Linked DNA regions of Homo sapiens: region 1 is linked to region 2. The links are chromatin loops, found by intact Hi-C in ENCODE. Cell type or tissue: GM12878. All regions are shown on one strand. Each heading gives the region's core, and the rest is flanking DNA. Links, peaks and the distances in the headings are about the cores only. Region 1 has its middle 41 kb from the start of SGO1. Region 2 has its middle 470 kb from the start of SGO1.

The links. A loop is a pair of places that touch in the nucleus more often than their neighbours do. Peaks named below come from ENCODE experiments on the same cell type or tissue, not always from the same donor. Only the 100,000 strongest peaks of a DNase experiment are listed, where the experiment ranks them.
Region 1: it touches region 2 in a loop (2.8-fold over the local background); 3 of 110 quality-filtered maps call a loop at or near these places.

Annotation. Positions count from the first base shown.
Region 1 is chr3:20,222,740-20,230,809 of GRCh38, forward strand. No RefSeq gene overlaps it. Among named protein-coding and RNA genes, the nearest start is that of SGO1, 41 kb to the left of the region's middle. In GM12878, for the core only: a CTCF peak has its summit at 3,216; no DNase peak of the experiment used is centred there.
Region 2 is chr3:20,649,961-20,658,030 of GRCh38, forward strand. No RefSeq gene overlaps it. Among named protein-coding and RNA genes, the nearest start is that of SGO1, 470 kb to the left of the region's middle. In GM12878, for the core only: no CTCF peak of the experiment used is centred there; no DNase peak of the experiment used is centred there.

The DNA of each region.
Region 1 (8,070 bases), core at 1,801-4,300, 430 kb before region 2:
AGAAACATCCTGAGAAGGTTGACATGCTGAATGCCTTAAAGAACTTCAATTGGGATGCCAGATGAAAGTGTAACTAGAATTTCTATGGCTTAAATAACGAGAGTAAGAGACCTCTATTGTTATTATTCTGCCAGTTTTTTTCTCTTTCTCTTTTCTATGTTGTGTATTTGTCATCTTTTTTTGAAATACTGTATTTCAATAACTATTACTTCTTTCAGTCCAAGGAGATTTCTGAGAAGTCCTACTTGGGATGAAAAGATGGACTTACATAATAAAATATAATTTATAAAGATAATTTGAACATAAAGTAGATCACAAAACTATCTTTCCTAGAGTTGGAAGATGAATTTGGTAAGTCTGACGTGTGGATAAAAATTATATATCACATATTTCTTAGAAATCAGAGTAGATATCAGTGTTCTTTCTGATTAGTCCAGATAATTAGGAAAGAAGTAGAGGGAGAAAAACTCTAGAAGTAAGAAAGTTTGATTTCATGTGTAATCAGAAGAAATATTCAAGTAATTTATCACTAATTCAAATAGTCAAGAAAATTCTAGGAAAAGCCCTAGGAAGCATAATTAGCTATGCTGAGAGTTGAAACATTTGCAAAATGTCCCTGTTATAATTTGCTATTTTATTCCCCCTGAGACCTGAGCAATGCTTTATCAACAAATCCCTAAAGACTTTTTAGCAAGTCTTAACATGAAATACTTGTACTTGATGCAAGACTTTTCACCTAGAAAGAAAAGTGGCCGGCTTTGGAAGGTTAGCTTCTTACTTTTTGAAAAGCTTTCTGGAACTCTGCCACCTACACTTTCTGGGCTTCATTTACGCTTGGTGAAAAATGGAGGGATTGTACCTGTCACCCACTTGTCTCCCAAGGGTGTTATAGAGTATCTAGAGAAAGTCCATTTACCCACAATCCTGTGCTGTGAATGACAGGCCGATGGGCCTCCCTGGCCCAATAATGTGTTCTTGGTCTCTGCTGCTTCAGGTAAGGGAATGTCTTACTATCCCCCAATCTCCTATTGGTAATATTTATTTGCTACAGTTCAGACGGCCCTTGATTGAATACTGAACTCAAATACTTACCTTAGACAAGAACCTTGACCAGAGCAGTCATTTCTAGGCCTGGTTGCCATAGGCTCTCTTCACAAAGCATACTGGGAATGGATGAAAAGTTCTGATATTGCAGCTTCTGGGTGTGCTCAGGACTCTTCTTCACTATCATTGGTTGTGTCTGAGACTGTCTAGCTGGGCAGATTTGGTTGGGGTAGTGGGTGAGGGAGGGCTAGAACTGTGGGATGCTTTTTTATTTCCTAAATTTCCTTCCAAGAACCTCTAGAGTCACTGGAATTCCAGCCCTGTGGCTTTGGTTAGCATGTGGGGGAAAGTTTACCTTCTCATTCCTAGAGCTACATTAGGGGAAACAAGCACTATGCTGTTTGGGGTGAAGTTGGTATTAATTTTCCCTGAGAAACAATACTGTTGATGATGGTTGGGTTCTGTGGGCCTGTTAGTTAACAATATAATTCATCTATAGTATGAGTTAAGTGGACTTGTGTGGGCTATTCTATTAATACATTGTCTGCAACATTATTTCTATGAGAATAATGTATCCTGAGTTCCAAAAAATTGACTTAAAACATTTGGAATACACACCATTACTTAGTGGGGACTCATCTGGGGCACCCATAATGGATGGTTCAGAAAATATGGTCCCTGCTGCTATTCACTAGTGCTTATCAATTTCAGTCTCCTAGCTTTAAGTTTCTTGAGAACTCTTCATTTCTTCACATGATTTAGGAGGTAGAATGTGTGCAATTTTCTAGTCAGCTGAGAAGGTTCATTCTCAATCCATTTATTTTTGTAGTTTGGTAAAAGGATATCCTTTTACTTTTTAAAATTTAAATTATGAAATAATAAATGAACATTGAGTATATATATAAATTTTCTACATTCTTACCATTTTGAGGGTAAGAATATACTCTTACCTAGCAATAATCAAAAGTGTAAAAATCCTTATATAATTTCCTATATACGTAAAACTCTCTGTATGAATTCCTTATATAATGTCAACATCATTTGGTTCTGTCAATTTTTGCTTTTAAAGTTATGCTTTAGATGTAGACAAGTTAAAATTTTTCTGTTATTTTGGTGAAATGACCCTTTTAAACATGAAGTAGTAATTCTTTTTTGTTAATAATGCTTTTTGCTTTAAAGGTACTTTAATCTGATATTAATAAAACTATATCATGCAAAATTGTATATTCAGAGTTGCCTGTTATAGAGGAAAACTGGCAGCAACAAAAAAGTTTAACAATTGGACATTGGATATACAGTAAGAATATGTTCATACATTGATATACTATGCAGCTGTGTAATACCATATTATACATTATAACCTTCATGAAGAAAAAAGCTCACAGCTGTGCATGTAGAAAAGAAAATGCAAAAAAAGAAAAAAAAAGAAGCATACTACAAAATAGCTTGTATTATAGCATGCTATTTTTGTACCTCCCGATACATATGTAAATATATGTTTAGCAAATAACCTGATATTATCCACTAGAATATAATATTGGATACTTTTGGGTGAAGAAATTATGAATAATTTTAAATTTTTTGTTCTCTTTTAAAAATATATTCCTGTGTCATAAGTTAATTATTTATTTCAAATAATGAACATATGCTACTTTTAAAAGAAATGTAGCCTTTTATTTGACAAAAAAGCTCTCCTATTATTCTGTAGCTTATAAACAAGAATTCTGAGCCAGAAAATTACTGTTCTTTAAAAATGTCCATGATTCTTACTTGTTTTCTTTGTAGATTTTTAAAGAAAGATAACTACTTTGAATTACATAAACTTTAATTTCTAAAACGCAAATGTCTGTGTAGAATAGTAAAATTGTATCCCATACTTTTTCAACAAAAGTAGTCATAAACTTGGAATGGAATGTGACATAATAAATTGCAAATAATTATATAAGATTTTCGATTTCAAACATACATATTAGGAAGGCCAAACTGAGACTAGAATTTTAGAAGTACAAATGCAATTTTTTTTGCATCATGATTGAATAGGAAAAAAATCCCCTCAAGTCTGGCTGGCTGAATGAGCATGTTGTAAGTAGAATGTATAATTTTGTTAGTGTACCCCTCAGAGGTTGGCCGATGAGTAGCAGCAATGCAGTAACAATATAAAGCTGTCACTTGGTGGAGCTAGAATACTATGTAATTCCAATATCCTCTTTCGGCAGATTTCTTGGAGAAAATGGTTTCATGGCAAAATGTAAGACTATTGCCCCCAGTTGCCAAATATTGAAGTACTTAGCCTTTGGGGAATCTGGTTTTATGGTTTTCTTTATTATTGTGCCAGAGTATGAGTAAATGCCAAACTTATGGGCATTTACTGATTACAGTTAATAAATTACAATCTTTTCATCATGCTGAATTCAATGCCTTCCCCCCACCCTGCCCCAGGAGTTAGTTTAAATGAATATATCATCTATTGATTCAGTGACGTTTTCACACATTTCATATGGCACTTAATAGCCCAGTATCATTTCACTTGCTATGTCAATTACTGTAAAATCAAGATGGGCTTTTAGGTAGCTTATGATGCCTGGAACAAAATGCTCAATGGATATTATACAAGTGTTTGGTGATGAATACCAGCTTCTGGGATTCCCTGGGCAGGGTGGAAATTTTAGATCAATTCAAATATTGACCAAAACTTTTTAGATGAAATTTTAGGGTGACCAGTAAATGAAGACTGCCATAGACTCAGGCAATCCTTCCCTGGAATGAATTTAACGCTTTTGGAAAATTCTGGATTGTAGCCGTTCTTACTTTGGTCTTCCTAAAATTGAAAAATTGAAGATTTTTGCATTTGTATTTATACATGGGTGTGTATAGTTTTGTGCCTTTATCAAGGTTAAATTGTGCCAACCTTTTCTCTCAGGTACTAGGCATATTCCAAAAAGACTAATTTTAAAATTAGATTAATATCTTTCATACTTAAAAGGTGTTAGCTCAGATAAAATTATTGCATACCTTGACTATGTGAATGGATGCTGAAATTAATGTATTTATGGATCATTATGTTGACATGTGAAGAACAGTAATTGAGTTTTTTATTTTTTTAACTTTATAAATTTAAATTAATTTTTTTTTTGAGACAGGGTTTCACTCTGTCATCCAGGCTGGACTGCAGTGAAGCAATCACAGCTCACTGTAGCCTTGACCTCCAGGTTCAAGTGATCCTTCTGCCAGACCTTGAGCCACTGTGCCCAAATGAGGATTTTTAAAGATTTCCTATTCCTAATTTGGCTGGGTTCTGATTCTCTTATACTTTTATTTTTTCATAGAAGCCTTTTTTTTTTTTGCAGTGAGAAAGATTTTATTTGACCTTAAGATAATTCTATTTGGGAAAAGTGGGGAAATAGGATAATCAGTCTTCTATTACATATTATGGTCAAGGTAGATCCAGGTTTTGTGGGACTAAAGCCTATGTGGTTTGAGCTCTTTTATGTAAAAGGATACAAAATTACAAATGCAAAGTTAAGCATAAAAGTCCACATTTATTTAAAATTAGAAAAAAGTAACCGATTGAATAGTTTAAAAAGCTGGGACAAAACCCTCAAACAGTGAAAGATTCAGAGAAATTATATTTTTATTAAATAACTGCCAACACATCTGTATAATTATTTTCCACATATCAACTTATGGTTCCATACATTCACAATCTAATTTCTTCTCACATAATTCCAGTTTTGACTACCATAGGCATATTCATATCATGATAGGACTCTGTCTCTCACCTTTGCAAAAAAAATGCTGGATAACTCACCACAGTGGGCATTAGGAGTATTTTTGGAATCCATTTCTATACTAGGAAAGCCAGCAATAACTTAACTATACAGGGAAGTGACTGTGAGCCACATAAATAATGCACATTAAACTCAAACCAAATGCATCTCCCACTCAACATCCCAGGGTCTTGGAAGGACCCCATGCAAATGAGGGACCCTGAAACCTAAAACTCTTTAGTATCACAGTAATTCTACCTTTTTGAAATCCTTTTATCAATAATGTACCTCACTTGATTAAAATCGTCATCATCTTTAGGGTGATTTAAAGTTTGGGAACCACTAACAGTAACATTCATAGATGAAAGGATAGTAAATTTGGGTAAAAATATTCTTAAAAATATTTGCCATATAGACAAGGAGGACATAACCATAGGGATGTTATTTCAATACCTTATTTTCTAAGTATCATTTATTGGCTTTTAGTAGAGAGTACTAAAGACAGTGTTAGGACTGTCTTACAGATTTTTACAAAATTCTTACAAAATATTTCTGATTCACCATTATTCTTATATACCATTAAGAAGTACTGTTTTTTTTAAAACAACAGCTTGAAAGGCATAGCTACTTCCCTATTTAATTTGTATTCTTAATCTACCAGAAAAATCTGCAACTCCAGCAGTAAGATCATTGATTATTTATTTCATGGATAATATCCACATTGTTGAAAGGCTCCCTGTTTTAGTGTTTAAACAAACAAAAACAAAAACAAAAGCAACACAGCCTTGTATCAGACATGAAATTGTGTTTTTATTTGATGATTCCTGGAAGTCTCTTGACTCCTTAAAAGAGCACCTTATGCATGCACTTGAACACTAAAGCCATAGTAATAGTTAACATCTATCGATTGCTTTCTATGAGCCAGACATTTAGTGAAGTGCTTTACTTGCATTCTTTGTTTAATTTTCTGAACAGCTCTATGAGGTACGTACCATTTTATGAATGAAAAACTGAGGCTTAGAGAGTTTAAATAACAAGCCTAGATCCATGTAGTTTGTAAAGTGGCAGGCATGGTGGCTGAATATATACTTATTTTAACTACTTTGCAATAGTGTCACAGAAGCAGTCATTCAATGAATGTCAGGAAGGTTCAGAACTCATAGATAGCACTTGAATAACTACAACTTCAAAAAGGGAGAAGCTCTGAATTTAGGAGACAGTATAGCATAGGAAAAGATGGTGGAAGTCCAGGCACTAGAGTCAACTGTATTCTGGCTCCATCATTTACTAGCTGATTGACTTTTGACAAGTTACTTAATCTTTCTGTGCTCCAGTTTCCCCTGTTAAAAGAGGATAATCCTAATAAGATATGAGGATTTAATGAGGTGGATGAAACATTTAAACCAGTGGCGGGCACAGTAAATGCTCAAAAAGTTGTATCATTATTGTCTATTAACATTTATGCTTATTTGTCCTTTGAAATAGAGTATATGACTTGTGCAATGATAGGTAAACAGTATAAAAAATTTTGTTGTCTTTCTTTTCTAATACATGTATTATTTAGTTAAGGACCCTCTAGGTATATTGGAGAATGTGTTCATAGAAATATTATAATATCAATACAAAAATGCATCCTAGTTTTAAAAAATAAAAACACTTCCCAGGAAAATTAAATTTTAAAAGTTTATACCATATTTGTATTTTTACGTTGATTTAAAGGATATTGCCACTATGTGGAAGAATTTCCGGTCCAGGTATGTTCCTGTAGATGTTATGACTTTTCAAAACTTAATCTACTATTTATGTTATAAAATTATTACTATCATGTAGCTGAGCAGAAACATTAATATAACATAATGAGAAAAGTTGCATCTCTGCTCCTGAGACTCCTAATAAACACATTATTCATTTTTTATTCAATTTAACTGCAAATAGCTTTGGCAAATGTTGAAAACAATGCCAAAGGGTATATTTCTATTTTAGGGTGATAGGAAAATAACTCCTGAAGAGTCTTAGAAGTGAGAAACAAAATATGAATTATATAGTGGTGGGAAAACATAAAAGATTCTGATGTCTATGAATAACTATATTTCCCAAAGGAATAAACATTAATGACTTTAATTAGATTTTAATTGCTCATGAGAGCAAGCTCTTGCATGAGATAAAAACACCTGACAATACATTATGACTGAGCTTTTCTGTCAGCAACATAAGATGAATTAATATAAATGCCATTTAAAGGTAGAGAATTGTCTAAACGTAAACTAAGCCCTTAATCAGTGCTATTGTGATGGAAAGATACTGTCATAATTAGGTCAAGTTCTATCTTGGTCTTGACAGTTGTACATCATATTGAGATTTAAGACAGGACTGTAACTGTGGAAGACTCCAGAATGTTACCTCTTACTAACATTTCTTCACAAATGGTGTAAAAATAAACAAATGAGAGTTTTTTTGAAAGTTGCAATTTATATTGTTTCTTTTATTTACTGGAGGAACTCTTTAGAAGTAATCTGTTTGGGATTAGATTTAGGGATTTCCTTTCCTTTCTTGGGCACACTTTTGGAGTCTGTATTTGCTCCATCAGTCATTTTTGGTTCAGAGGACTCTGCTAAGAATAGAAGCATTTTGCAGTTTCCTTAGGTATTAAAATGACCCAGTTGTAGGTGGAAAAGCCCACTTCAGTCAAGGGTTTCTAGACCTTTGGAAAAACAGCGAATATTTATTGACATGCTAAAAACCTAAGTTCTCTAAAATTTCTTAATTTATCTTGTTTTTGATACTTTTGTTGAGGGGAAAAAAATCTCAGGTGGGGCAAATCTGTTATTAATATTATAGAGCTTTCATGAATTATGATGCTTTAGATCTATCTAGTTGTCCAAGGCTCGGCTGACCAGTGCGTATAATGCATTTTATTGTGGTTTTGTTAGTAATGAGTTAATCTGTCACTGGCCTCACCATACTTCACTGTATTGAGTCAATTTTCCTGTGGCATCTTTCAGAGTCCATTAAGTTCTTACAGAGCCACAAATTCCGTCTTCAACACAAGTTAGGAAGGTAATACAAATCAGTGAAGCAGGCGAGGGGAGACAACAGCAAATTGGAGGTCCATCCTCTGACTAAGGGACAGCAGAGACTCAGCTCATGGTAATCAGATCTTACGATAAAAAAATGCTGGAAATCTGGGTTTTCACATAAGCATTTTGATAGTTAAATATTATCAACTAATTAAACAAAAACTTAGTAAATGAATTAAGCC
Region 2 (8,070 bases), core at 3,663-6,162:
TGCCCTTCACTTTCTCCCTCTACTGCTCTGGCCACGTGAAGACTGTGCCTGCTTCCTCTTTGGCTTCTGCCTTGATTGTAAGTCTCCTGGGGCCTCCTTAGCCATGCTTCTTGTACAGCCTGTGGAACTGGGAGTCCATTGAACTTCTTTTTCTTTTAAATTACCCAGTGTCAGGTAGTTCTTTATAGCAATGTGAGAATGGACTAATACAATATTTTAGTGCAATAATGTAATGGATGGCATATAGTCTTTCTTAGATAAAGTTGCTCTGGTGCCCAGCCAATCTTTCCCTCTGTTTGCCATTCTTCTAAAGATGGCATCTAGCAGTATAAGGACTTACATGTATTTTTTGTGAAATGGTTACTTCTTGACCTCTTCTGGTCTTCATCAGTGGGTACTGGCTGTCATATGCTATCTCTTGGCCTTCCAGATTCACTTTGGTTTCCATTAGCTTCAGATATTGGAATTCTCTCCATGTCTTCCCTCTAGCCCACTGACCTAGTGGCGCTGCCTCAGTGTGCCATGGGCAGCCACACTGCAGCTCTATTTAGCCTGATTATGGATCTCTGAAAGTGAGAAGTGCTCATGAGAGCTAACCTCAAGCTTTAGAGGTGCAAGATGACTACTTGCACATCTCTGACAGCAGGTGAACAGGGAACATAAAGTTTTTGCCATGGGCATTATAGCCTTCAGTAGTGGATAGAAATGTCTCATTTACACTGGGGGAGTGCCATGAACTGAGTTATTGACCTAATGAAGAGGGAGCCAAATATTTGAGGAGAATTTTTCTTGAGCAATTTCCTTAACATTCTTTCCGTAGCAAATTCTAATGGCTATGCATTGAAGACTCTAGCAAATGTGGGATGTCAGTGAAACAGAAAAGAAAGGCAGATTTGAACATATGTATGTCATGTCTATTTGATTCAAATACTAAATTATTTGCAATGGGACTCCTGTGGGATCCCAAAACCTGATCCCTCCAGCCAACACACAGATCCTAGTTTCTTTTTCTGCTGTACTCATATGACAGAAGAATCATTATCCCACTAACATTACAGCTATTGTTGAGCTAAAAATATATTTGGTCCACTCTTTTTGCAACTATCCGTCCTCCCTCTCATTCACACTCCTTGAAGAAAGGCAAGGTGACTTTTTTTCTATTGTTGTCATATGTGCAGTAATGGACAGAGAGAAAGTAGAAATATTCTTTTTTCTGTGTAGATTTTAAGGAGACTCACTAAATACACATAAGCCAATGACAAAAATAAGGTTAACTTCTCTGGGAAGAATGAAGCACCTGTTACAAAGTGAACATAGTACCCCAGGTCTGAGCTGCAGTCCACAGAAAACAGGCCTAGTAGTCAAATAATTTTGGAGAATTCTGAACGTTATGTTTCCCTTTTGAAACAGACAATACAGATTAGCACGTCATGGGGTCCTACAATTACAAACTGAATTTTGCACAACACACTGTTGCCCAGGGTTGCCCATCATTCTTAGACCACAAGATCATTGTTCTTTAATTGATTTTGTGGGGGAACTTCTCACAAAATCATTCGAGAAATGTTGAACTCTGGAGCATGATTCAGATAATGGTGGTTTAGGTATGAAAATCCTTATATCTTTTTTTTTTCCATAAATGAAAAAGATTTTAATGCTTGGCAAATAATCATTTTCATATCTGGAAATTTTCTTGATGATTGATTACATGGTATCAGGTGCACGTGTGTGCGTGTGTGTGTGTGTCTATATTTACTTCACAAATAATGCCAATTTTCCTGCTGAAGAAATGTTTATTCAAATGTTTTGTTTATTTCAGTGTTATATCATTCCAAGCAATTCCACAGCCAGCAGTGGTAGATGCCATTTACGTTTCCTCTTTCAATAGTAAATGCTGCAGCCCTTCTGTCTTTCTTAGTCAGACATGCCTGGCTACTTTCACACAAAGAAAATAACAGTATCTTCCAGCTGCTTGCTAGACTACTGTTTTAGTCTCATTTAATTATATTCTACAGGTATTTTTAAAGATTAATAAGAGAGGTTAGTTCATATTTTTTTACAGCACAATTTTCTCAGTTTTGTTGTTGGTTACTAAAGCCAAATTGAAAAAAGCTCCTTAAGAAACACAAAAATATCCATTTTTTAAAAGTGCAAATCATGTTGGAATTTATTCACAGTTTAAATGTTAGTAGCTTGGCATTATTTTTTTCTCTATCAAGTGTTACTTACAATTCTGATTTTTTTTCCTCAGAGGTTGATATTTATGTATTTTACCAACCCTTGTCTTGGCCTCATGTCAGGCTGCTGCTTCTGTCTCAGAATTATAAGAGAATATTGAGGCTGGGACTCTTCTGAGGCTTTACCAGATGTGTTGAGTTTAGCCTTTAGCAAAACTGTATTAGACCTTCATCAGCATATGTCTCCTTGTCATAGGGAGCCGATGAGAGGTTGCAGAGCAGCTTGAATTCCAGCCATTTTCACTAAAAGCAGCAAATAATGGGATTAAATATTTAATTAGACAGGGAAGATTCCAGATTGGAAGAGATTCAATCACAACTTTTACAGAGCAAGTATTCAATTTGCATTTCCCAGGGAAAAAACACTGTTAAGTGATCCCTCTGTAAATAATGCAGAAAAACTATTTCATTCCCCAGAATGTTTTCCAAGGATCAAATATATAAGTGTATATGCTGGAGATAACACTCTTACCTTCAGATAAGATTATAAATGAGTTTTACAGGATTTCCTCTTTCTCAAATGTGGATGAATAAAGTTTGTATGGATGGAGTCACTGAGTAAATCATTGGAAGGCAGTGTATTGCAAAAGTGAAACTGTTTTGAAAGATGGAAAACCTTGGTTCTTGCACCAGCTGTGGCTCTCGTTAGTTGTGCCACCTTGGAGAAGCCACGGCTGTCTGGGCCTTAGTTTCCTCATCTTTAAATTGAATGACTTGTCTGCATAAATTTAATCGACATCAAGATTCTTAAGACCTCACTCATATTTCTGCTGACTTCACATTCTCTCATTGTCCTCTGTGGGTGGCCCTATAGCAATATCTGTGGGAACTTGGATATACAGGTTCATGACTTACTGTACCTGCTGATTTAAAGCAAAACCCAAAGAAGGAAGAAAAGATAAACACCAAACTCAGAAACTTTATCTAATTGTTTTATAGTTAATAATGTAAAATATTTCATCATTTGTGATACAACTTTATCTTAACTCCTGGATAGACCCTTTCCCAAAGGCAAAGTGTAACTCCATTTCTAATTACTTATTAGTTGTTGATCATGAGATGTTTTTACCATTATATTGTCAATGCCTTAAGACTAGCCTCCATAGGCAGAGCCACTGGCAATGTAGACTATGCCCAATTTTACCTCCTTTCTGGATCGATCTTCATTCAGCTGGTTAAGAGGCCCACTGTTCTTGGCTTGCTTTTCTGCTGCTGTCAAATAATAGAACACACCCAGTTTCTACTCTATTTTGTCTCTTTCTAGAAGTCTGCTCACCTTTATATAGTTCTTCCTTAGTTTACTGACATAATTCATTTTATTTCTAGTAACTGACTGCAACATTTTTCCTTCCCTTTAACAATGGGTTCTTCTGAATTTTCCCTTTTCAAATGCTTCTAACTTAACATTTTCCTGGGCTTTTGAATATAGTTGTTCCTCAGAAGTATTTAATGGATGAATGTGAGATGAACATCATTGGTGATTTGAAAGGCTTCAGGATAATGAATGTAAAAGTGTTTTTTAAAAGTAAACATAATGTCGTATGGAAGCCAGGATGTCTTGGGAAAGACATAAAATACAGGATGTCTAGAAACTCTGGAAACACAGGTGGCTATATAATGTCATCAAGGACCTTTTCAATCTGTATAAGAATAATAGAGTATTGTATGTTACCAAGTTTAATGGAAACCCTGTATGGGAGATTCTGTGTTTTAAAATGTTGACTAACTTCTTAATAGAACATTTGTCTTAAGTTTATCAATAGGTTCCAGCTGTTTATAGGAGAAATACAATGGTGACAAATTATGTGGAAATGTATTTCTTTTATAAGGTCAACCTGGAGATGGCCATTCTGGGGCTGGGATGTTGTTTCCACAGTGTTTTCAGTGACAAATTTCTATCCTCCTGCTCTACCATTTTTATACATAGCTTCAATGTTCCATATTACTTCATAATAAATAAAATGACTGTTGAAAGAAGGAATAAAGGCAAAAAGCAAGAAGAGAGCACCCATCAGCTGAATCTGCCAGGCTAAGAGTCCCACACAGCACGTGAATTTGCATTTGATTTAACAGGTCTAGAGAGAGGCAAGGGAAACTTGGAAATACAGAGTGTTATTTCTGTTGCCATCTAAAAATGGGCTTCTTTTTCCAAGGAAGAAGGGGACAATGGAGGCAATAGAAATATCTTTAGAGATACAACAAGAAATCTCTACCTATACATGAAATCCCACATTTTATAATTGAGGAAACTGAATCCTGGTGATATAAAGTGATTTACCAAAGATTACAAGGGAATTAGTGATACAAAAGTTGAAATAAGTTATACAATACAATAAGCACAATAAGATGATACTTCTCCAGGTGGTATCATCTGAGGAAGACCAACTGACCACTTAGATCCCTCCTAAAATAAAGCATTTGCTTTGATCAATCTTTGTTAGCTTATGATGCCTGGACAAGCATCCTGAGAAACTTGCTAGAAATGCAGACTCTTAGGCCTCACCCCAGACTTGCTGAATCAGAAATTCTGGTAATGGGGCGCAGCAATCTGTGTTTCAAGTAGCCAATCAGATGATTCTCAAGCATTAATATTTGAGAACTGCACCTTTGATGATTTTATTGTGGCCCGTAGTCTTCAATTTAGCTCCTCAGTCTTGTTTTAATTCATTCAGCAGAATTAATTCAGAGGTGCTGACACATGCTCACAAAAGGCACAAAATACCAACAAAAATAAAGTCATTTCACTGATTTACAATAAAAAGTGGAACTGTCAGGCAGATCAGAAATACATGTCATTCTAACCAACACATTTTTCCCCCCTGAGGGCAATTTTATGGGAAACCAAATTATCGGAATGAAACTTGGAGAGCATTTTCTAGTTCCAAGTTTCAGGATTATAAATCTACATGTTTTATACTGTGGAGATCACTAAAGTCTTAGTAAATTTACAATTATATAAGCTAAGGAAATTGGAGGGACAATGTCTGTATAATCTAGACCGGTATTGTCCAAAACAAATATAATGTAAACCACATAATTTTAAATTTTCTAATAGCCATGTTAAAAAAGGAAATAGGTGAGATACATTTTAATATATTTTATTTAACTCAATACATATAAAATATTTCAGCAATAATCAATAAAATTATTAATGAGATATTTTACATTTTATTTTTTAACGCTTTGAAATGTGGTGTGTATTTTGCATTTATAACACATTTTAGTGAAGACCAGCTGCATGTTAAATGCTCAATAGCCATATGTGGTCAATAGCTACCATAGTGCATATTTTGGCCTGGATGACCTTTATACTCTCTCCTATTTTTATTATGAAATCAATTTGGTGAGTCATATTAACGGTATTAGTTTTTATTAAAGAGAATAAAGTAAATAAGAATGTGAGATGGTGTAGGCCCCCTGTAGGGGCCTGCTAGACTCCACACCCCTAGTATGGAGAAAAAGGAAAAATTTTGAGTCCCTTGAAGGAAATTTCACGCATATAGCTAGCCCTACAGCCAGCAATTACAGAAGTGAATGAATAACCTACTAAGTAAGAAGATAAAGAATAGCCACTCCAGTAAGCCAGAGCCACAAGATGTTTGTTTTGCTATAGAAACTAAAGATAACACCTTGACATATATCCTCGAGTTGTTTCTGAGAAACGAGGACCCCTACCTGATGGAAAATGTCAACTGTTGTCACATAGACCTCAGGCAGACTGGAACCAAAAAATGGATAAGGAAGTTCCAGAAATTTCCTAGCTCCTAACTCACTTTTTAAAAAATTATTTTATTATTATTATACTTTAAGTTCTAGGGTACATGTGCACAACGTGCAGGTTTGTTACATATGTATACATATGCCATGTTGGTGTGCTGCACCCATTAACTCGTCATTTACATTAGGTATATCTCCTAATGCTATCCCGCCCTGCTCCCCCGACCCCACGACAGGCCCCGGTGTGTGATGTTCCCCTTCCTGTGTCCAAGTGTTCTCACTGTTCAATTCCCACCTATGAGTGAGAACATGCGGTGTTTGGTTTTTTGTCCTTGAGATAGTTTGCTGAGAATGATGGCTCCTAACTCACTTTGAAACCCCCTTCCCCTCTGCCTTTAAAACACCCTCGTTTGTAAGCCACCAGGGAGTTTGCATCTTAAACATTAGCTGCCAGGTTGCCTTGCTTGGCTCCCTACAATAGATGCTTCACTTTCTCTTGCCGCAAATCTCCATGTCAGTGTTGAGCTTCTTCTTTGCACTGGGTGAGCAGATGCAAGTTTGGTTCAGTAACAAATAGTATAATATAGAATGGAAAATATAGAAATGCATTTGTTTAGGAATCCATGTGTATAGATGTGTGTTCTAGGTCATAATGTAAAATGTAGTTTTGATTGTTTGTTTTTTTTTAAATCATAAATCTCATTTAAAATTTGAGGGCCGGGCGCGGTGGCTCATGCCTGTAATCCCAGCACTTTGGGAGGCCGAGGCGGGCGGATCACGAGGTCAGGAGATCGAGACCATCCTGGCTAACGTGGTGAAACCCCGTCTCTACTAAAAGTACAAATAAAAAATTAGCCGGGCGTGGCGGTGGGCGCCTGTAGTCCCAGCTACTCGGGAGGCTGAGGCAGGAGAATGGCGTGAACCCGGGAGGCGGAGCTTGCAGTGAGCCGAGATTGCGCCACTGCACTCCAGCCTGGGCGACACAGCAAGACTCCGTCTCAAAAAAAAAAGTTGAAAAGCTTCTTTTTTATAGTGATTTAATCTAATCCCTTGACAGATTATTCCACAATATAGACATATTATGTTCTATTTATCTATTTCCTTATTGGTAGATATTTAAATTGTTTTTTCTTTTTCTCTTTTACAGAAAATACTGCAAAAACATGTCTTGTTGTATACTTGTTCTGATGATTTTCTGAGAGTAAATACTTAACAGTATAATTGCTATGTCAACTTTTAGGGTATGTGTTTTTTTTTAGTTGTATTTTAATGTCATCAAAATGCTCTCTAATGTGGCTGTATTTATATCAGCAGCAGCTTATGATAGTACTTGTTTTCATGCATCCTCACCAGCACTTTATAATTTCAAAGGTTTTAATTTTGTAAATCTGACTGGGGGAATACTATTTCCTTTTAATTTGCATTCCTGCCATTACTAGTGAGATTATGCCAACTTTACTTTTACTTTAAGCATTTGTATTAAGTTATACACTAATATAGTTAAGGAATTTTATAAGGATGGTTATATATATAATTGTGTATAATCTTAAGAAAATTGACCACTTCTTCCATCTCCTTAAGTAACCACTTCTAAGTCTTTTGTCTGTTTATTTTGATATTAGATAGTTGATATTAAATAATATTTATTAGATATTTTTATATATAGTTACTTAAATATGTTTGAATTAACCTTACAACAATGATAATTTAGCTCTCCTCCTCCCCACCTCCCATCCCAAGTCAGACTCACATCCTTCATATGCTTTTATCTTCCCAATATCATAATTTTAAACAGATCAATATTCAGTGCTTGCATTTTGTATTACTGTGTGAGCATTATTTAATGCTGAGTCATGTAATGCTATGAATACGTTTTTTTCCCTGTATGCTTTCTTTTGTCGCACAAAGTTAAATATTGGCTTGTTTCTTTTCACTGATTTTAAATTTAGATACTTATCATTAGTTCAGCCTAAGCTCTCCAAAAGTTGTCTAGATAGCAAGACTTTTAGATGCGTCACCGATTTGCTCTAATTCATCTTCTAAGAAATCTTAGCTAAAATATTTTTGACCTACTCTGATATCAACTGGCTTGTCCCCCATGTCTGGTCAATAGCTT